Regions from separate parts of the Homo sapiens genome. Here region 2 is linked to region 1. Evidence: chromatin loops called from intact Hi-C (ENCODE). Cell type or tissue: K562. All regions are shown on one strand. Each heading gives the region's core, and the rest is flanking DNA. Links, peaks and the distances in the headings are about the cores only. Region 1 overlaps JRKL-AS1 (JRKL antisense RNA 1). Region 2 has its middle 310 kb from the start of LINC02737.

Region 1 (11,997 bases), core at 2,407-10,406:
CCCTTTCAAGAACGAATATGTTATCTAAAATAGTGCATATCCTAAGTACCATAGTCTCTAACATTAGAGATTGTGATTCACTCATTAGTTTTCAGCAGAAAACAAGGGCCTGAGGAAGAAGGGCAGCATGAAGGAGGGGGGAATTCTGGGTAATGGCAGGAAACAGAAAAAAAAATGGCATGACACAGAGGAAACATATGAGTCAGAACCACATAGCCCAAAGTTTGATCCCAAATCTACATGCTACTTTTTCTGAGATGGGTAGCTTTGAGCAAATCACATAAACCATATGATTTTCAGCTTTCTCATCTAGAGATTGTTAAAAATAGTACTGGTCATATATCATGATACTTTTATGATAATTAGACATATGACATGTCTGGTGCCCTCACTACAGTATTTGGCCCAAGGAAGTATTCAATAAATGGCAACAATTATTAACAGTACTAGCACTTTCCAGTGAAGTATGACATTGTGGAAAACCAAAGAACAAACAGGTAGAATAGGAATGTGGAAGTACCTGCTAAAGGCAGAAAATCTCCAAATAATGCAGAGATGCATTTAGTAGACAGTTTCAGCATTTAACCTAGCCTAAATGTATTTTAACATTGCATAACAGAGAATACCTATCTCTCATATGTCCCTCTCTCTCCCCCTCTATTCCTGTCTCTCTTTTTCTCCCTCTATATTAAACACCTACACTCCCCAATAAAGAAATAAATAATAGCACATTTATAGCACAACAACAAAACTACAAAACTAGTGTATCTGGCAAAAAAGCAAAGCCTTCTGCCACCAGCATCGCCAGGCATTTTGCACCCAGAAGATGCATGACAGCAGAATCCCCAAACAATGCTGCTTTACAAGCCAAAGTGGGGGTAACCTCAAGGAGGTCAAAGCCAAGGAAATGTACCATGCACATGAAAGCACAGCTTTGAACAGGAAAAAAAGCTAAGAAACGTTCATAACACTTCTGCAGCCAATCTGGCATGCAAAAGTCAGAAAAAGCAAGTTTTTTCAATCCAAGGCAATCAACATCTTTTGTAGGTAAAACGGCAGCACTCCAAGAAGCCACACAAGCTCTCCAATAACTGCTGTGTCTGTAAGTCATAGGATAAGGTAGGCAGCATGGAAAAGACTGCTGACCCCACACCCACTGCCAGCCACAATCAAACATCTAATATGAGGGAGAGTTATTTACAGGCACTAAAATCTACTTAGCACTATTGTCATATACCAAAGTCTACAAGCGAAATAATTCCCAAGGGCATCTGGGCCAGCTGTCACCCTGACTTCACAATGAATGGAGTTTGTTTTGACAGCTATCTGCTGCCATTTTTGCCTCTATATAACTTTTCTAATATCTTCCCTCCTCTTCTTTCTACTCCACGAATTAGCTTTTATTGAGCACCCATTTTGTATGTGCATGATGCTGTGGCAGGGACACAGATAAAAAAGCCTTGGGTCTTGACCTCAATACATCCATAGTACACAAATAGATAATGAGAGTATAAAGTGAGAAGTATCTAGAAGAATAAAACTAAAGTGGGAAGGAGGGAGCTTAATTCTGCCCAGGGAATCAATCAGAGATCATAGAGGTAGAGACATTTGAAATGGGCATGAAAGGATCTATAAGTATTTATGTCTGAGAGAATGGAAAAAGCAACCCAGGCAAAAGTCTCGTAATAGGAGATATGTGCGGGGCATTGACCATGTTCTATGTGGGATTTGGTAAAGAAAATGGCATGATGTGAGGCAGGAAAACTAGTCTGCGGGAAGATTCCCAAATCCCTAAGCATTCGTCCTAGCAACCATTGACATGGTCTGTCCTTTCATTCACCCCCATCTGCTCAGTGCCCAGCACGTGCCTGATGTGGCATAAACCTGGGGTTGTAGCTGTGTACAGCTCTTTATAGTACCCTCACCCAGATCTGCCTTATACCTTAACACTTCTAACTCCAGAAAGATCCCCCTCTGTGGACTCTGAGCCCTCCAAGGAATTACTAACTAAAGCATTAGAAAAGTTGAGGCCAGGCGTGGTGGCTCACGCATGTAATCCCAATACTTTGGGAGGCCAAGGCAGGCAGATCACTTGAGGTCAGGAGTTCAAGACCACCCTGGCCAACATTGTGAAACCCCATCTCTACTAAAAGTAAAAAAAAAAAAAAAAAAAAAAAAAAGCTGGGCATGGGGCATGGTAGTGGGCATCTGTAATCCCAGCTACTTGGGAGGCTGAGGCAGGAGAATCACTTGACCCAGGAGGTGGAGGTTGCTGTAGCCGAGATCACGCCACTACACTCCAGCCTGGGTGACAGAGTAAGACCCTGTCTCAAAAAAACAAAAAGAAAGAAAAAATAAAAGAAAAGTTGAATGCCTACTCTTCCAGTGGGTTTTTGCATTTTAGAAGAAGACATATTGACTCAAATGGAAAAATTGGCATGGAAAAAATTTTGAGCAGAAGAACCATTCTGCCCTTCATAGCTTACCCTTAGGTGTCACTCCTCATTCTCTCTGCTTATCCTTATTTCTGAATTAGAAGAGCAGAGGTATACCTGCTTATTTGCACCCCACTCCTGATCTTTGATTTCTCTCCACTAGAAGTCACGTCAGTTCTCACAGGAATTCAAGAGGTTTCAATCTCACCCCTGCTACACATTCACGTGACAGATGAGGTTCACATATGGAACACATTTTCCAAGTGCAGCCTATATAATGGCCTGAAACACAAACAAAATCAACCTGAGATTTTGTAGGGTTACTAGGATGCTACATATACTAGGATACTCCATTACCCTCCCACATAAGAAAGCATGCTGGAATGAAAGTAAGCCTGGGGTTACAATAGGGATAGTCTTGAATCCATTCTAATTTGTAAAGGAAAAATTGTAAGCAAATGTTGTTACTTCACTACTAGTATCACATCACATGAGGCATGCTTCTAAATGATCCTGTTCCTCTAGTATGACACATTACCAAGCTGGAAAGTCACTGGCAAAGGTTCATACATATAATCTGACAGTTCTCAGTAGTACACTGTATGTCAGTAATGCATCTATAGTTTTCAAAAGTGTCCAGTTCACTCTTAAGGCCTACATTACAAATAGTTTGATTCGACTCATTAATGTGCTATACATACACCACAAAGTCCTACTAAACAAAACCAATAACCTTACGGAATTGTCTTTCTATTTTCTAATTTCTAATGTTCTAACTTCCTGTGTGTTGAGGTTTCAACATCAGCAAGTGTTTGCTTCATTTTAATAAAGAAAAATACTTTTAATTTTATTTGGCATATAAGCTAAGGTTTTTTGGAATACTATAGCTTAAATGATTATTTTTTAAATAACTAATAAAATTTTTATGGGCACTACATCCCTTGAACAAAACTGCAAAGGAAATTTCAAACAAGATCTTGAGTCCTTCATCAGCGAGCTTGCCATGAAGGAAACATTCTAAAATCTCAGTGGCTTGTAGCAGCAAATATTTGTTTACTACTCACATGTCTGCATCTGTGGAATGGATGGGGTACTAGAGCTTTGCTCAACTCTGTACTACATTTCCTTTCATACCGGGACCTCAGGGAAAGATGCTTACTTTTGTGGCAGAGGCTAACAAGAAGCAATCACTTTTGAAGTTTCTGTGCAAATATAATGTTTGTCTCATTGGCTCACATACTGTTGGCCAAAAAAAAAAAAAAAAAAAAAAGTCACATGGAGTAGCCCAACATCCGTGAAGCAAGAAAATACATTTTTCCCATAGCAGGAGAGGGAAATATACATTTGCAAAGAATAATACAATCGGTCAAAGAACACCTTCTCTGGATATTCACTTTCCTTCCTTTCTCACTCAAAGTTACTCGCTCCCATTAAATATACCTTGAAAATTGCATCCGCTTACGGCATCAGGTGCAAAGTTGAAGATCTTGTGGTACTCTCTAAGTCAGGAATAAAATAACTCATACACACTCACATAAAATGGTGAAACAGGGACAGAACAACTACAATGAAACCTCCATTCATGAAGAGGAAGGCAGACAGACACTTAGCCATCAGTAATACACAGTAATTTTGAAATTCTGCTGAACAAGCATCATGAGGCCTCCTAACCTAGAGCAGGGAATATTTCTTGAGTAGCCTCTGTTCAGCTCTTGAGGAGGTAGAAGTGGAGATACCCTCAGTCCATCATTCTCTGTGTCTTGAATCCACCCTCTGGAACATCTTCTCTTTTTGGTTATTCTTGTTGGATGCACCTGAGGAGAGCATTGGAGACAATGCCATTCTAGGGGAAGGAGCAGCTTTCTCAGCCTGCCTCTTGCCCAAGAAAATTGGGGCACAAATCATCTCAAACAGTTACAGTCTCTTTGAATTGAAGATGACAGTGCTTTTGGCAGTACAACTCTTTCAAAGATATAGCTATTTATCTATGTGATTACATTTCTGTGTGCCAGTAGCTGCTACCACAATTATTTTGTAGATGTATGTTTTTCTTTAGACTTAATTAAAGATATTGTGTGCTTATCTAGTTATGGCAGAACTGTGCCCTTAGGATTTGTGGCCACACCCCTAATTTTAGCTGTACCTATGTCTTAATCAGTGTTTTTGGCTCAAAACATTTCTTAATTTTATTTTTTATCAATTGATGATTGAAAACAGTTTCACTTTTCAACTCTGAAATCCCAAAATTTGGGACTCTGTGTTTTCTATTTCACTCCTTCCTACAAACAGGCCAGTTATTTTCTGTATTTATTTCCTTTTAAAAATATCTTATCAAATGTAGCTAATAACCAACTCACACTAGAAATATTCCTTTTAAATACCCCGCCAGCCAAAGCTACAATTTCATGAGGTATACTCTCTGCCTCCAAACTTATCACCATTGCAGAAAAACTATATTACATCGATCACCACTTTTTTTCAATTTCCTTTACAGTTTTCTTACCACCTACTGCTTTATCCTGAAGCAATTGTGACACCATTTTTATTTTCATAAAGTAGTTCCCCACTCGTCATATCAATTTCTATATGAGTCAGTTTGCTGCACAAAAAGCAACCCTAAAACTCTAGTGGCTTACAACAGTAAACAGGTTTCTTGCCCAAGTAACATGCCAGCGAGTGTCACTTGGCTCTGAAAACCTTGGCTCTGTTCCATAGAGCTTCACATTCAGGGACCCAGGCTGACAGGCAGCCACTCATGCATTCTCATAACACATGCATTCTCATGGCAAAAGGGAAAGGCAAGAGGCTAATGCCTTTATTCTTAAATCATATTTAAGGTCTTTCCTTGAAATTGGCATCGTTATTCTTCTCACATTCCATTGACCAAGCTCAGCATGATGGCATGGGTAATTTTCCTCCCATTGGGAAAAAGGTGGAGTAAATATTTGCAAATAATAATACAACCTGACCACATGCTGTACTGAAAGACCTGAGTAATAAAATTTTAGAGTTGGAGATATACTACGCAACACCAGAAAACTGGTGCAATTAGAAGGATTTTCACGAGATTAATTATTTTTTTCATCATTCTGCAAAGAAACTATAAGAAACCAATGTAGCAGTTGATTTTATGCTGTGAAACATCACAAAGATGTCGTTCCAAAGTGATTAATATCCAGAATTGCTTCTATAAAAGAAAAACATAAAAAGAGAAGCATAAGTGTTCTTAAATTTTTACTTTGCTTTATAAAAATTAAAAATGTATGATAGTAAAGTACATTTTATGTATGGTTGCAAAAGCAATCTGAATTTGCTAAGTCCCTCTAGTTTACATTTGATGCAGTCAAGGACTTTTCGTCACAATCAGAAGAAGCATTAGAAAGAAAAAAATCTGTCCAGAATTATGGGGTGTTTCTAATTATTCCTAAATAATTCACAAATGTTAGTAAATGCAGAGATTCCGTTTGAATGGGAGCCCTGCTGAGCTAAAGGCCTCAGAAAGATAACAGGGTAATGAGTGCCCTCTAGTGGTAAATCAAAGCTTTTGACTTGTAAACAGAACAGAGAGAGAATGTCGTTTTCCTCATTTTGCTGCTTAAGCTGTACTCTGCGGACGAAGGGGAAAATGTTGAATCTCAACATTCTAAGACTCCTTTTTCCTGTGCCTGAAACTTGTTTATTTGATACTTAAAAGTATTAAGCAATTCAATTCTCCTCACGTAAGAATAATAGATGTTATATGTCTATTACTTTCTTATCCTAAAGCTGTCACAAGTATATATTCAATTTTATTTTTAAAAAGAAATAAAATTTTTACCCCGGGGATGTAGCTTGAAGAATAATTTGCAATTTAGATTTTGTTTGTATTGATTACAGGTCAGCACAATCACCAAGAAGAAATATCTAAGTAGTTTCCAACTCCTGATATTTCCAAAATGATTACAGATTTTATTATTCAAGGTCACAGTCACCTCATTTTACCAGTGTCAATGAAAACCTGATGTTATCTGTTAATTAAGAATCTCCATGGCGGCCGGGCGCTGTGGCTCACGCCTGTAATCCCAGCACTTTGGGGGACCGAGGCAGGCAGATCACCTGAGGTCAGGAGTGCACGACCAGCCTGGCCAACATGGTGAAACCCCGTCTCTACTAAAAATACAAAAAATTAGCTGGGCGTGGTGGCGGGTGCCTGTAATCCCAGCTACTTGGGAGGTTGAGGCAGGAGAATTGTTTGAACCTGGTAGATGGAGGTTGCAGTGAGCCGAGATCGCGCCATTGCACTCTAGCCTGGGGCAACAAGAGAGAAACTCGGTCTCAAAAAAAAAAAAAAGAATCACCATGGCAATGAAAATGGATATCTTAAGTGCTGCTGCTGCCGCCGCTACCACTGATGCCACTGCAATTTATGTGTGAGTTCCAAGTGCCCTCTACTGGGCAAAATACAGTGGGTGAACAAGCTGTCTGGATTCTAGTCTGGATCAGCCCTCTCCCCTTGGAGTTCCTAATCAAGCTGAAATACCATTTTAAAAATGTAAAAGCTCAACCTATGTAAAGACCATAGGATCAGACTTTATGCTAAAATCGTGGAAGGAAAAAATCATTAAAGCTTTATTGTATATGGATGAATAGTTTGCAAATACCATGCTTTTCCTTTTTACTCAAATCTCATTTCAAATACGATTGCCTCCATGAGAAATTAGAAGCTATTAGAAAACAAGTCATGGACAATATTTTAAAACCTGACTTTTCTTCTCGGCACTTAGATAAATTTCTTTTTCTTTTTCTTTTTTTTTTCTTTTTTCTTTCTTTCTTTTTTTTTTTTTTTTTTAACTTAACAGGCCTGGAATCCAACTTGTGCAGGTTTTCCACCCCCTGGGGAGATATAGAAAGTCTGCTGAAGTTCTCGCTAAGCTCCCAAAAAGGCAATGCCTCCCCTGTGTAGTTGAAAACGTTAACATTTGCAATTATCAGCTCAAGTTTTAGGATAGAGTAAAGTGATCTAGTCTTGGAGAGAAAGGGTAAGAGGGCTACTTTTTGGCTTCCAGGAGTTAGACAGTACTCTGGTAATGGCAGGAGCTATTATTAATCCTCTTGGTCAAACTTCCTTCTGTATGCCTGGGATCACGCCCTTATGAACCCCAGTCCACTTTGTTGGGTTTTTTTTCCCTCCTCCCATGATCTCTCTAAGCTATTAAAGCCCTAAATTCATTCGTTGGAGTTCTGGGGGGAAAAACGGTCCTTTTTTGTAAAATGAAGGAGAAAGACAATCTATAGTCCCTGAATTCAAGAGCAAAGCATCTTTTGTCTACAAACCCTTTTCTTCCGAGAATTGTATGTATTACCAAAGCATGAGATCATAGCCCAGCTCCTAGTAAGTCAAAAGAAATATATCTGCATAAATAGAAATTCAAATAAACTACTTCCAACAGGGTTTAAACTATTTGTTTAGCTTCTAAAATATTAACAAAATAATCTGAAATATGATGACTTCTGTACGTGTTGCCTTTCTGTAATAAAAGTGTTATGGGCTGAATCATGTTCCCTCAAAATTCATATGTTGAAGTCCTAATCCTCAGTACCTCAGAAGGTAATCCTATCTTTATAAAGGTCATAAAGTTGAAATAAGGTAATTAGGGTGGGACTTTATCCCATATGACAGGTATCCTTAAAAGAAAAGAAGATTTGGATACACACACACTCAGAGGGAGGAGCATGGGAAAACACACGAAGACAGCCACCTGCATGCCAAGAAAAGAGGTGTCAGAAGAAACTGACCGAGCTGATTACTTGATCTCAGACTTCTAGCTTCCAGCATTGCGAGAAAATACATTTCTGTCATTTAAACCACCTAATCTGTAGTACTTTATATGACATCTCCAGTAAACTAATACAAAAAGTGAGGTTGGCATTACTTCCATGGCTCTAAACTGTCAGGATAAATATGTCAGCATTTCTGTTAGCCTTTGCCTCAAGATTTTTGCCTCCAGGTGGATATCCAACTAATATAGCTCCAGGCATCATGTCTAAACTCAAGAAAGAAAGAGGGGAGAAAATACCCTTCTTTTTATCAAAAACTAATTATTTTTAAAGGATCCTTTCTGTTGCAAGTACCTGAAAACTCAAGACTCAAACTCAGAATTTATTAGCTCAAGAATTAGAAAATCCGGGGTTGCACCAACATTAGGCATGGCTAGACTCAGAGATCACATACATTATCTGGATTGAGATTCTCCATATCTTTTTATTTTTCTGTCTTTGTACTGCTTTACTTTTCTGCTCATGCTTATCACTAGAAATTCCAGGCTTTTTCCTCATGGCAACAAGATTCTGGCTGCTATAGCTTTAGCAACACAGTCTTTCAAGATCCAGTCTAGCAAAAATGAGTTCCTGTCTCCCAGAATCCCTACGTACAAACACACATATGATGCTTCTTTCTTGGGCACACCCTCATGGTGTAATTATGTAAAATGCCTCTTCATACTCTTTTATCTTAGCCTAAGCACTAGGAAGTCTGTATTTACGTAATAATGTTGATAATTATCAACATTGTAAAGAGTAAAGGGCTACTCTTTATTAAGCACTTTATTCCAAGCATGGTTCAGTATCTCCTTGAATCATCACACTATCTAATGTAACAAGAACAATTACCCCACTTCCAAAATATTACTGAATATTTTTTAAAACTTTTTAAGAAGTAACTAGTCATGAATAGGTCAAATAATTTGCCACATATCACTAAGATAGAAAATAGAGCCAGGAATTAAATATACTTTTGTCAGTGTCTAAAATCTTCAAACTCTTAACCACGATCTGAATCCACTTGATTCCATATTGTTTTTCAGAAAGGATGAAGCTTCTAGCTCTTTGTCTCCATTTCAAGAACTTCCCCTGCAATCACTTCTACCCAGTCAACCAATTCCCACTTACTCGGACTATGCCTATTATCAATTCTTCAATCATGAAAGGTTAATTTTTAACAAATAAATGCTCCCTTCTTCCCCAACCACTCTAATTTTAGGAAAGAAAGATTTCCGCTTATCCTAGTAATGAGAAGCATTTGAATTCTACATAGTCACTCAAACCCCTGCCCCTTTACAAGCTAACCCATCTTTTTAAAATTTCTCTGACTTTTTTATTATGCAGTTTTACTCTCTTTGAAGCATATTTAGAAGTCAGTCCTTGAAAAACACTGGCATGCAAAACAATTGAAAATAAATAGACAGCAATTATGCCAATAGATAAGGATAAAAATGAGGGTCCCATTTTACATTGCCTTCTTTTCAGCAAAGATCTATTTTCAGTGCAGAGGTCAGATGAATTCAATAGTATCTCTCTGCTGAAATCAGAAGCTAGCTGGCATCATCAGCACCAAGTAGAGCATGGAGCTGAGTGCACTTACAAAGCATGTTGGAAGATATGGACCCTGTCTCTTTAGAGATGACAAATCAAGAGGATACACAATCTTATTTGATGGGTGCTTTACTCAAGGCCACATCAGCTAGGAGATACAATTTGGAACTAAAATGATGTTAAAATATAATTTAGCCTCATCTGAAGGTTTGAAGGAGTCCATCTGTACCCCAATTACCCCCTCAAGCAGAGGTGCCCTTCCTCTAAGATCATTTATGTAAGTGTAACCCCCATTAGATTAAGTGGTCCATGAGGACAGTGGCTACATTGTATTTCTTGTTAAATGTGGCTGGCCTGTGGCTGCAGAGTAACCATCATACAGAGGATCTGTGTTAATCGGGATAGGCTAGGTCTTTTTATTGTAACAATAAACCTGGTAGGCTAAACACAAAAAGTAGTTTATTTCTGGCTCAGGTTACATGTCCCTTGTGGGTGAGCAAGAGGCTCTGCTCCACACAGTCACTCAGGATCTCAGGCTGACTGAGACTCCACAGTTAGCAGCCTTACCATCTGGAATAGGCAGCACTCTTATGGCTGCAGCCAGAAAACGGAAAACCACATGGGCTTTTCTATACTTCAGGCTGGAAGTGACACATGTCACTTCCAGAAAGTACTGCTCTTTAACCTGGGCCCCACACCTCAGGGGGATCTGGAATTTAGAGGGCCGTACCAGTGCCTGGGACTTAGCTAGGCCTGGCAGTGTAACACAGGAAGAGCACCCCAAGCCAAGACCAGGACCTACATGAGCTCTCACCCCCATTTTTACCCTTTAATATGCACTCTGACCCTCTATCCCATACATAGAGTTAACCAGAGTCCCAGAGCTCTAGGAAGCTCTGGGACTTGCACCTAGAGGGTCATCCTGGCACCACATGTCTGACTCTGGTTCTGGGGCTCGGGGGGATAGCCTAAAGGAGATTACTCCCAACAAGCAGTGTGATATTTCGTTTATGGAATTATACAAGACTGACTGCCAGAATGGTAACAACATGCTATTTTGGGTGATTCTCACTCACATTGGACACAAGACAAGCTCTGTGTTCTGAGCTACCATCTGTCCCCCACCATCTCTTGGGTTTAAGCCCTGTGTCTACCCCTGTGTCAGCTCTTACCCATCTGTGTTCAATTCACAACATCTCCGGTCTACAGCATCCAAGGGTGACAGAAGGCATTTTTTATTCTGTGTACCTCCCACTGCTGTCATGCAGTGCAATCATGTCACCCTTTTTGAAGGCTCTGCATCACATGAGAGAGAAAGTCTTGAAGAAAGGTGGAGATTGCCATTCTCCTTCAATGGATTTTTAGATCATTGCTGCTCAAAGTCAATAGGGTCTCCCAGTTGATGTCTTTTCTTGCTTCCAATTGTGCTGATATCATATTCTACCAGGTCTGTCTTAAGCCATGTCACATTAGGGACTAAACACCCCTTATGTGAATGGTACTGCACTTCTCACTCTACCTTTCCTGCCAGTGTCGGTGTGTGGAATTCAGGGATATAGTCAACAATGAAAGCAATAGTATTCTAAGAATGAAGTGATTATAGCCTAAGGAGTTTAAGAGAAACGTGGTTGGAAGATGTGCTATAATTCATTTAGACTACAAAAATCAGAACAGTACATTTAACATAACCAAAATTGAATTATCATTCACTCTTTCCTTCATACACTGGGTTAGACTTGCATGTGTGGTTATCATCAAAGAAGCACAGTAACAACTTTTGAGAGAATCATTCAAAGCCATTATTCAGGGTTGGTGGGATGGATAATGCAGCATCAGGAGTGATGCTGTAACCAGCATTGAACCCATGGAATTAGAAAACTGAAGAGGCATGAAGATCTACATTGTTTCAATACAAACAGCTTCCAATGGACCATGGCATTGTAAGTAATAATATTATTACCTTTTTCTCCCCAGTAGGAAATATAAAATTAGCCAAAAGTGGTGCATTTGCTAATAAAGAAGGCAAAAGATAGTTCCCCAACTTGAATCCAAAGAGATGGTGCCTGAACACTACAAAAAAATCTTCACTTGCTCTGACTTGACCAGCAATCAGGTACCTAAGTACCTCTTCTCTAATTGCTATTCTAAATCTTCGCTGATAAATAACTATAACTTACATGAGCCCATGAATTATATATACATTTTTAGATCA
Region 2 (11,997 bases), core at 2,017-10,016, 350 kb before region 1:
TTTATATCTTTTCCCTCTTATACTCTATCTTCCAAACAGCAGCCAGTTATTCTTTAAAAATAATTGACAACCTCTCTCCATGTTCAATGGCTTTCAACCTTATCATAAAGCAGAATCCAATATCCTTATTATATTGCATCATAACACACCTTATTTTAACCTCTGACTTCATCTCTTTCATCTTTCCCTTGCTCCCTCTGATTCATAAACATCCTTTCCCTGACAACCCTCAAACATACCGAGGTTGCTGATACCTTTGTATTTGCTCTTTCCTCTGCCTTAAACAATGTTAACCAAAATATCTGCATGGTTCCCTACTTTTGTCTCTAATTTGGTCTGTGCTCAAATATTAATTTATCACATGGATGTTCTCTGACAAACATCTATAAAATTATACTTTATTATTTTTATCTCCTTTAGACTGTTTTATTTTTCTTGATGGATCTCTTTACCTCTTTATATATGCCTATTTATTTATTTTTGGTATTTTGACACTAGAATATAAGATCCTTTCCTACCGCATTATGTTTTTCTATGACAGGGGCTTTGTATCTTTGTTTATTACTGTATCTCCAGGGTGTAAAACAACATCTTGCATATAGTATAAACTGAAATATATTAGCAGACCAAATACATGAATTAGACAATTTTATCAAAGGAATTTTAACCTAATGGATAGGTGCACAATTACAGTAAAATAAGTCTTATAAATATCCTATATGAATAAAAGCAATGGGCTATGCTGGAAAAGAACCATAACCAATATAGTCTAACTCATAGATCTTATTACCTAATTGCTATCAACTGCATGGATGTAAAATGGGAGTTCTTCTCACTTCTTTTTTCCTTTTTCTTTTCATCTATTTTCTTTCTTGTAATCTGACAGCTCTCTCTAATTTTGAATAATATCCAGCTGTTTTACCTATTGCTTTTTTATTACACTATATTAATTTTACTCTGTAAGTTGGACCAACTATGCTCATAAGAACTGAAATGGAGAAAAATTCCTCTTTGAAAATTTCCATTATACTCAGTTGCAATTCTTAGCCACTAATTATATGATAATACATAATATCATGACATTTGAGACCTAAATGAATCTTGAGATATAGCCACACCAATGCAAGGAAAGCTAGTACCAGTGAATTCCGACTCTGTACCAAGCACCATAATAAGGACCTTATATACAAACATTTCAATTATTAACCTTCATGACAACCATGTATATTATATACAAATCCTTCAAGAAATATGTGTGCTTGTCCTTTTCAGTTATCAAAACAACATACAAAGAAATAAGACATTAAAGGTAATATTTTTTATTTAGAAATATCCTTCTGCTTGGCTGCAGAAGTAGGTTTTACAGTAGTCCACAGTCAAGACAACTCATATCTAATGCCAAAATTTACTGGCCTTATCTCCCCTACTAAATTGATGTTGGGGGTATGGAATTGGGTGTCATGTGGAGACACAGAACTCTGGGCATTGGACTAGAGCAGACACTAAGATCCTTTCCTGGGGTACAGTGTAGCCCATCTACAGTTATGAGCCGTATAATAGCATTCCAGTCAACTACAGACTGCATATACAACAGTGGTCCCATAAGATTATAATATCATATTTTTACCTTTTCTATGTTTAGATATATTTTTACCTTTTCTATGTTTAGATATATTCAGACACACAAATAATTCCCATTATGCTACATCTGTCTACTGTATTCAGTACAGCAAAATGCTGGGAGGTTTGTAGCCTAGGAGCAATAGGCTATACTACATAGCCTAGATGTGTAGTAGGTTATACTATCTGGATTTGTGTAAGTACATTCTGTGATGTTTGCACAACAAAATCATCTAATGAGGTATTTCTCCAAAGGTATCCCTGTCCTTAAGCAATGTATGACTGCACCTCCCTCACTCCCTTTATGAACAATGTCTGCAATTTCTTATGCTCTTAGATTTGGTTTATCCTTTGACCTTCTAATTAGATATTTTTTTGCCTTAATATAGTCCCACCCTGTTTTGCTATGCATTTTTTCTAAATATTATATATTATTAATTCCATGATGCTCCATTTCTGGGAAGAAACTAAGACTCTGAGGAGTTAAATAATATCCATAGTAACCCAGTTCTTCAAGTAGCGGTTCTTTGACTCATGTCTGACTTCACACTATTTTATTCTGCCTAAGATTCAAGATAAAATCTAAACTATAGCCAATGTCTCTTGGATGCAAATCAGTGAAAAGAGGTTTGTACACCCACAAATGATTCACAACAAACTAAAAAGAACTCGATTCATCCCCTCCAGGCTGTATCAATTTTACAAGGTTCTAAGCATTAGTGTTCATAACTAAAAATAAATCAAATTAAGAAATCTTTCTTTTCTGACTTTATAAGAGGATTATCTTTTAAATTATTAATATGCCAGCTTATAAATCTGGCTTTAACAATCAATCGGATGTCTGTCTATGTTGAAATATGGTATTTTTTATATAAAGCAAGATAATGAAAATTTGACTTTGTTATTTTATCGATGTGTTTTCCTTGGATCATATTCCAAGAATGTTGGGTTTCTCCATTAGAGGAGACTGTGAATAAGACATTTTATTAAGGTGATCTATGTATATTCACCCATAATATCTAATTTATTGCCAAACTATGTTGATATTTTAAAGTATTGCTTAGTGAATCTTTTCATCTCTCTGCCATCACCCTGAATCAAGTTCTTATTATCTTGAGTACAAGTCACTGGGGTTGGAGTTATTGCAGAAGTCAAGTATTGCTATGGGTCCCAAGCACAGACCAAAAAATCATAGAATGTTGGAATATATCTTACATCAGAAAACAGGACTATTTTCAAATACATATACCTATGACGAATAACAAAAAACTTACCTAAATTATTACTTAATTTATAAAACTTCAACATTATGTATTTTAATGTATATTTAAAGATCAACTATAATCATACAGGGGCTATAAACAGTTTCCAAAAATAGAAGAGTACACACTCAAAATATTTGGAATGACTTATGAGAATTACAGTTAGTTCCAAAGTGAGCTCTTTACCATTTCTGTATTACAATTCCTAAATTGATAACAAGCAAAAGTTTAGCAACTGTAAAGTGAATAAATAAACTGTGGTATACTTATATAATTGAATACTATTCAGCAATGAGAATGAACTCCATGCACAACATAGGTGGATATCACAAATATAATACTGAGCAAAAGATGGAGACACAGCATAATTTTGCAAGATCCCAACTCCCTGGAGGTTTGGATAGTGGTCACCTTGATAGAAAACAGGGCTAGGAGAAAGCAAAGAGAGAGTTTCTAGAGTGCTGATAATATTTTAACCCTTGTTATTGGCAATAGTTACCTAGATGGGTCCACCTCCACAAGCTGTATTCTTATCTGTATAAACCTAGGTTTTAAGAATCAATTAAAAAGATTACTATCAAAAGTTACTGACTGCCCTAAACTTAAAGTACCTCTTGGGTCATGTTATTTAATTAATATAAAAAGACTTACTAATTAATCTTCCAAATCAAGACATGTCTGAGAGTAAATAAGGATGCCATTAATAGTTACTCCAGTACCATCCCATACAAACCACCTCAGGACATGTGTTTACCCTGTTAAATTTCTTGAATGGTTCTTTCTTTTCTTTAGTTCTGACATAACTATTTATGAACAGAATTTATCAACCTTTTACTCACCCATTTTAAGCTTTTTGAGGTTTGAGGTGATGTCATAGCTACTCTAAATGCCCTAGAAGAGCTAGAAGAGTAAAACTGATAGCGTCAAATTTAGAAATTTAAAACAGCAACATTTGCTCTATTAAGATCAAAGCAGCCTTTGACATTTAAGAATGTTCAGAACTGAGTCATCAAAAAATATTGATTGGGATTATTAAGAATATTGGTCATAATTCAAAGAGCAGGGTAAGACAGAAAGCAGAAGAACATGATGAAACCCATAGAGTAAGGGAGGCCCATAGCAGAAAGAAAAGGATGGTCCCATTGTAAGATGAAGCTGCTTCCAAAGGAAAAACAAAGCTATCTTTTTGCACATGATTTTCATATAATAAATGAGCCTGTGAAAAATTAGAAATCTCATAGGAGACCATTAATTCTTAGGGGTATGTAAGAATTACAGTTTATCTACTATCAACCTAAAGACAGTAGGATATGCAATGTCAGTGGAGAGAATAACTTTTGACCAATTTTTCAGTTATTAATTTCTCATGCATTTTTTAAAAAGGTAAGAAGTGACGATAGAAAGAAAAATAAATTACTTTTTTGGTGGTCTAATAGGATCATTCCAAAAAATTCAAGGCAAACAATAGATTAAAATGTGTATAGTTCTCTATTATCTGGCTAATGTATGCTGTGGGGATTGAAGGATAATAAAGAGGTAGGAAGTTCTCAAAAGTAGGTGATGCATGTTAACTTACTATGACACACAAACAATTAACATATGAGAGGGAACAGGTAGCATTAGAAGATCTGGCTGGGTAAGGTTTGAAGCTCTTGTTCTTCCTCATCAAAATATTGTGGTCCCCAGTGTCGCCTCTCTGATACCAGTTCCCAGTCAGATGTGCCCCAGAGGGTGCTTCCCTCTCCACATCCTCTCCTTCTGCCTAAACAGTCTGAGCATCTAACCCTCAGCACTGAGACTGCTCAAGTACAATTTTAAAAAAAAGGTTCAATTGATCTCTTCATAGTTGATGTGTTGTCTTCTGAAGTTACTTTAAATTATTATTACTCTGGACCCTTTTTCACCCCTGCCTTTCAGCATGCATCACTCTTCACATTGATTTTCATCATTTCAATGTAATTGGAACTAGAAAACGTCCAGCAGGAGCAAAAGTCCATCCACAATAGTAGCTTTTCAAATATCTACTTACTGCTCACCTGTGCAAAGGGGAGATTTGAATCTGATTATGAAGAATCCAGAAAATCCCTTCATTTTTCCCCACTTACACAAAGTAATACAAAAATCCCTCAGGGGAAACCTCCAACAGGACTTATCTGTTTCCACAACTTTTATCTCTGTTGATCCCAGGCTCAGTTACATCAGAATATTTTACTTTTACAGACATTGTTTATCAATTCTTTCCAGCATGAAAAGTATGTATTAAAGTGATCACCTGAGTTATGCCCCAAGGCAATATTAAGCATTCCCTTTCCTACCAAGTGATTTTCTGTCAACTAGTGTATTTGGTACTCTTGGGAAAGGCAGAGATTCATTTATAAAGAATTATGCTACACAGTCATAAATTTAATCCCCCAAATCAATAGCATTTAGATTTTTTAAGATGATAACCAAGGTGCTATCAACAATAATAAAGTCTCTGTTCTTTACAGTCAGATTATTTTTGCAAACGTAAGTATTTGACTATTGGAAAACCACAGTGTTATAATGCCTATCTAGTGGGAGACTTCCCCACTGGATATGTTACAGCAGGAGAATGTAAAGCTTCAGAATGTGTCAATCAGAAAATTTCCAAGAACGATTCATCACCACTCTCATGATATGACGTTAAAGACAGTTTATCTCTACACACCAGACATGTAGAAAGTGGCCCTAAACTGGCTGAAGCAATGATCAGATAATATGGTACATTCACTCCTCTCTGTCATGAATCACAGAGTTTTATACTATCCACTTAGCATTCCCCTGCATATTACAGCCTAATGTAGGAATGTCAAACATTTTAATTCACCAAAGGACAAATGAATCATAAATGTTACAACCCAGACACAGGTTTCACTGTTTATAGACATACTGAGGTGGCAGAGACATGACACCTTCATTTAAAACTAGGATTGGATTTCTGACTGATGCAGTTTTTGACAGAGAACTAATGTGTTTCGGTGCTAGAAATGAAAAATTTTCTCTGTCACAGGTGGTTGAGAATGGCCAGTTACAGAAGCCTATCTTAAAGCTGTTTCTTCATCCCCAAAGATTTCTTGGCCAGTTGGGTTCTCAATCTTAGGACTACTGTTTTAGATACATTATGGTACATCTGGGCACAATGACAAGGAGTGAGAAAAATTGTTTCTTAGCTGTCAATAAAGAAAGTTCTTCCTTCAGGGGCTCTGGTCCATAACTCTACACTGAGATTTGCAGTATCTGCAGCTACGTGTGGAGTTTGGGTGAGGAAGATGGATTGTACCATTAGAAGAGTTTAGGCAGGAGTGCATATTACAAATTAAGCTAAAGGAATTTCTGTGCAACTATCTCTAGGTGAAGAGTGATAGTAGCTGCTAGGTTCATAATTTACATCCTTTATTTGGAGTCAGCTGCAGGTTTTCTTCTCAGTAAACTGGGAATAATACTAACATCCATTTCAAAATATCACTATGAGAATTAAATAAGAAAATGTTTGTTTATTTAAAATAAAATCTGACATACTTTTTCCTACAAGAAATATAAGTTTCTACCACTGTTATCAATAAAGGCATTAACCAGCTCAGCTCTCAAGTATCCAATTTCTTATTTCTATAACATCTGTTGTTTGTTTCTCAAAATGCTATTTTAAGAGTACAAGTGCCAGCAGCAAACACGCAGCACTAAGACTCTGTCCAAGAACTTCCATTTCCATTGCAAGTGGATTTAGACAAACTATGATACAAGTGCAATTAAGAAAACTGTATTTACTTACTGAAAGTCCAGAGAGTCTGCCAAATCCGTTTGAAGACATTAATTTACAGATAAAGTGAGTTCTAATCAAGTTCATATAATTTGAAAAGCAGAGATGAAAGTAGAACTTGAGCCTAGAGCATCAGACTGCAAACCCACATTTAATCTAAAGTAACGAAACTCTTCTAATCTATGTACTGTGATAAGCAGTTTGTGGGGGGGAACAGCATCCTACATGTTCAGTACTATAAAAAATTTAATTAGAATTGTTAAAAGAAAAGAGAGGAGAAATTCATATGAAACTTGAAAGTGCAGCTTCAAATGAATGATTGCTTGGAAGTGACAAAAGTGGGAGTCACCAAGATGACACCAATTATTGACTTAATCATTCATCATTCACTGTGTTATATATGTGAACTGAGCATTTATAGGCTCCAGACTCTGCTAAGCTCTACTGCACAAAGTTAAGAAAGAGAGAGGGGGACAGGGGGAACTCTTGTGGCCAAGGAGCCCACTTTTTTTTGGCAGGACAGAAATATTTAAACAATTGTTACAAAGAATATAAGTTCTGAGATAAAAGTGTAATGCTGGGAAAATGCCAGGTGGAACATATCACTATGTAATACGTTCAAGGGGAATCAAGGAAAGCTGCTTAAAAGGAGGGAGGGTCTAGAAGGTAAAAAACTGAGCCAAAAAAAGAAAGAAATGAATATTAGGTCCAAACAGGTGCAAAAGAAGTGTGCCAAGCAGAACAATATGTGATTTAGGGAATGCGTACAGCATTTGGTATGAAAAAAAAAAAAAAAGAATGGAGTTATTCAAAGCAGAAAGGGGTAAAGTTGGAGGAGAAAAAAAAAAGCAAATTTCAGCTAAGGATACAAACAAGTACATGCCTGGGGAAAGAAGAATGACAATAGCTGGAAAAGACTTAAAATTATCCAGCAATATCTCTCTCATTACGTGGCTCAGCTTCACTAAGACATAAAAATCTCTATGATCAATCAGCGTAAAAGAGCACACAATTATCTGTCCAATATTTAGATACAGGAAAGATGTGCAGTAATGAAAACATCACAAGGAAAATCCAGTTTGAGAGCAAAGATTGCTAAACTGAATATTATCTAAGTTTCTGTCAAACACCCAGACTTGGGCACAAGCACATTGCCTAATCTCCCCATATGTACACCATCGATCTCATAACACACTCCATCTGCCAAACTCCATCAGCACATTATTGAAGAAACACTGATTAAAGGAAAAAAGTAAACCTAAAGTTATCACTAACAACGTTTACATAAAATGAATACCTCTAAAGATAAAAACTGAATTTTTGTCCAAAGCATACAATTTTAAAGAAAGCTTCTGCCAGTACATATTTAAATTACCTCTCCTGATTTCTGACTTCCCTTCTAACATGTAAAGCACTTGGAAGTCATCAGGTTCATTCTTTTTTATTATTATTATATTTTAAGTCCTGGGATACATGTGCAGAACGTGCAGGTTTGTTACATAGGTATACAGGTGCCATGGTGGTTTGCTGCACCCATCAACCTATCATCTACATTAGGTATTTCTCCTAATGCTATCCTTCCCCTAGCCACCCATCCCCCAATAGGCCCAGGTGTATGATGTTCCCCTCCCTGTGTCCATGTGTTCTCATTGTTCAACTCCCATTTATGAGTGAGAACATGTGGTGTTTGGTTTTCTGATCCTGTGTTAGTTTGCTGAGAATGATGGTTTCCAGCTTCATCCATGTCCCTGCAAAGGACATGAACTCATTCATCCTTTTTTATGGCTGCACTGTATTCCATGGTGTATATTTGCCACATTTTCTTAATCCAGTCTATCATTGATGGGCACTTGGATTGGTTCCAAGTCTTTGCTATTGTAAACAGTGCCGCAATAAAAATATGTGTGCATGTGTCTTTATAGTAGAGTGATTTGTAATCCTTTGGGTTATATACCCAGTAATGGGATTGCTGGGTCAAAATGGCATTTCTAGTTCTAGATGCTTGAGGAATTGCCACACTGTCTTCCACAATGATTGAATTAATTTACACTCCCACCAACAGCGTAAAAGTGTTCCTATTTCCCCACATCCTCTCCAGCATCTGTTTTTTCCTGACTTTTTAATGATCACCATTCTAACTGGCGTGAGTTGGTATCTCTTTGTGGTTTTGATTTGCATGTCTCTAATGACCAGTAATGATGAGCTTTTTTCCGTATGTTCCTTGGCCACATAAATGTCTTCTTTTGAGAAGTGTCTGTTCATATCCTTCGCCCACTTTTTGATGGGGGTTTTTGGGTTTTTTTTTTTGTACATTTGTTTAAGTTCCTTGTAGATTCTGGATATTAGCCCTTTGTCAGATGGATAGATTGCAAAAATTTTCTCCCACTCTGTAGGATGCCTGTTCACTCTGATGGTAGTTTCTTTTCCTGTGCAGAAGCTCTTTAGTTTAATTAGATCCCATTTGTCAATTTTGGCTTTTGTTGCCATTGCTTTTGGTGTTTTATTCATGAAGTTTTTGCTAATGCCTATGTCCTGAATGGTATTGCCTAGGTTTTCTTCTAGGGTTTTCATGGTTTTAGGTCTTACATTTAAGTCTTTAATCCATCTTGAGTTAATTTTTATATAAGATGTAAGGAAGGGGTCCAGTTTCAGTTTTCCGCATATGGCTAGCCAGTTTTCCCAACACCATTTATTAAATAGGGAATGCTTTCCCCATTGCTTGTTTTTGTCAAGTTTGTCAAAGATCAGATGTGTTAGATGTGTGGTGTTACTTCTGAGGCCTCTATTCTGTTCCATTGGTCTATATATTGGTTTTGGTACCAGTACCATGCTGTTTTGGTTACTGTAGTCTTGTAGTGTAGTTTGAAGTCAGGTAGCATGATGTCTCCAGCTTTGTCCTTGCCCAGGACTGTCTTGGTTATGCAGGCTCTTTTTTGGTTCCATATGAAATTTAAAGTAGTTTTTTTCCAATTCTGTGAAGAAAATTAATGGTAGCTTGATGGGGATAGCACTGAATCTATAAATTACTTTATGCAGTATGGCCATTTTCATGATATTAATTCTTCCTATCCAAAATAATGGAATGCTTTTCCACTTGTTTGTGTCCTCTCTTATTTCCTTGAGCAGTGGTTTGTAGTCGTCCTTGAAGAGGTCCTTCACATCCCTTGTAAGTTGTATTCCTAGGTATTTTATTATCTTAGTAGCAATTGTGAGTGGGAGTTCACTCATGATTTGGCTCTCTGTTGGTATGTAGGAATGGTTGTGATTTTTGCACATTGATTTTGTATCCTGAGACTTTGCTAAAGTTGCTTATCAGCTTAAAGAGATTTAGAGCTGAGATGGTGGGGTTTTCTAAATATACAATCATGTCATCTGCAAATAGAGACAATTTGACTTCTTCTTTTCCTATTTGAATACACTTTATTTATTTATCTTGCCTGATTGCCCTGGCCAGAACTTCCAATACTATGTTGAATAAATGTCCATTCTTAAAACAAGAAAACTGAACATCAATGACTATGTAAACCTATCAGAAAACTGAGGTCACAGGACCAAAAAAAAAAAAAATCCCCCAATCTAGAGAGACAGGTACATCCAGAGAGATACAGCAACAGTAATATACTTCGAAATAGAAGCCCCCCTGAAACATAAATTTAGAAGAATGCATATAATTTTAGTGGATTCCAGGAGGCCAAATATGGATCAATGTAAAAGTAAAAAACTGCAAATAATTGCAGTTTGAAAGGGATCCCCATACTTCTGTGGACCTTACCAACAAGAACCCACCAGATTCTCATGATGAAGATCCAAGAAAGAGTTCCTCTGGGTCTTAGCAAGGAAACAGAATCTCCTTTATAAGACATGGCAAGAGCCTTCTTCATAATAAAAGCCTTCTCTCCACAGAAAAGTATTTTGCCAGAATATAATTTTGAAATCTTATCACGGCTGGGGGAAGGGAATTTCCTCCCCAGTAGAGATCCCTGCAAAATCCTTTTACTCTCCAAAGGGAAAAAATACGTAGTTAACAGGGGATGGTGTTTCAAGGAAATAGATTAGGAACACTGAAGCCAAGAAAGAAATTAAGAGGCAGGGGTGGAGAGAGGAGGAAGTACATCAGTGGAGAAAAACTGGTGAAGGTCACAGCCACAAGATGCAGGCCAACTAAAAATCTGAAACGTCATCAAAAGATTATAAAATGCTCCTCCTGCCCTATACCCTCACATTCCAGCAAAAAAAAAGATAATGTAACACTGTAAGAGTGGAGTAGAGCTGAAAAAAACTGCAAGATCTATCAAAAAATGCAAAAAAAAAAAAAAAAAAAAAAACTAGACCATCTCTAAATAGTATTTTCAAAAGCCCAAAGCCAAGAGGAGAGAAAAATATGACATTAGTGGTGTTAAATACCTCTATCTGGCTGGGCACGGTGGCTCACGCCTGTAATCCCAGCACTTTGAGAGGCCAAGGTGGGTGGATCACCAGAGGTTGGGAGTTTGAGACCAGCCTGACCAACATGGAGAAACCCCATCTCTACTAAAATTACAAAAAATTAGCCGGGCGTGGTGACACATGCCTGTAATCCCAGCTACTCAGGAGGCTGAGGAAGGAGAATTGCTTGAACCTGGGAGGTGGAGGTTGCGGTGAGGTGAGCTCGTGCCATTGCACTCTAGCCTGGACAACAAGAGTGAAACTCCATCTCAAAAAAAAAAAAAAAAAAAAGCCTCTATCACCAACAGCTACAGCAAGCATTAAAAACAGCCCAACGCCTAACTCCTAATAGAATAACATATGATCTCATACTCAAGGTCTGTTTACCTTACTTCCTATCTATATCCTGCTCTCCTCTTTCATTTCTAATTTTATTTATTTGAGCAGAATTATTTACAATAGCAGGTTATAGAAACATCCTAAAGGTTTATCAACAGATTATTAAAGAAGTTGCCATATATATGTGTGTGTGTGTGTGTGTGTGTGTGTATACATATATACACACATACACAATGGAATATTATTTAGCCTTAAAAAAGAAGATTCTTATATTTGTGACAACATAAATGCACCCAGAATTATGCTAAATGTAACAAGCCAGACACATAAAAAATACTGTATAATCTAACTTATATATGAAATCTAAAAGACAGAGGAAAGACAAAAACTGAAATATATGGAATCAGAGATTACATAGGCAGTAACCAGTATTGAAGAGGTGGGGGAAATATAGGCCAAAGGGTACAAAAATGCAGTTATTTGGATAAATAGGGCTAGAGATCTAATTTACATCACAAGGTCTATCATAAGAATATTATATTCTGTATTGGAAACTTGCTAAGAGAGTTGATT

Evidence for each region. Hi-C counts contacts between places; a loop is a spot of excess contacts. Peaks named below come from ENCODE experiments on the same cell type or tissue, not always from the same donor. Only the 100,000 strongest peaks of a DNase experiment are listed, where the experiment ranks them.
Region 2: a loop joins it to region 1, with 3 times the contacts of the local background. A loop is called at or near these places in 7 of 110 quality-filtered maps.

Annotation. Positions count from the first base shown.
Region 1 is chr11:96,458,881-96,470,877 of GRCh38, reverse strand. All of the region lies in intron 1 of JRKL-AS1 (JRKL antisense RNA 1), which reads left to right. Among named protein-coding and RNA genes, the nearest start is that of JRKL-AS1, 42 kb to the left of the region's middle. In K562, for the core only: CTCF peaks have their summits at 5,956 (motif pointing left) and 6,861 (motif pointing left); DNase peaks (open chromatin) are centred at 5,937 and 6,877.
Region 2 is chr11:96,811,281-96,823,277 of GRCh38, reverse strand. No RefSeq gene overlaps it. Among named protein-coding and RNA genes, the nearest start is that of LINC02737, 310 kb to the right of the region's middle. In K562, for the core only: no CTCF peak of the experiment used is centred there; a DNase peak (open chromatin) is centred at 5,577.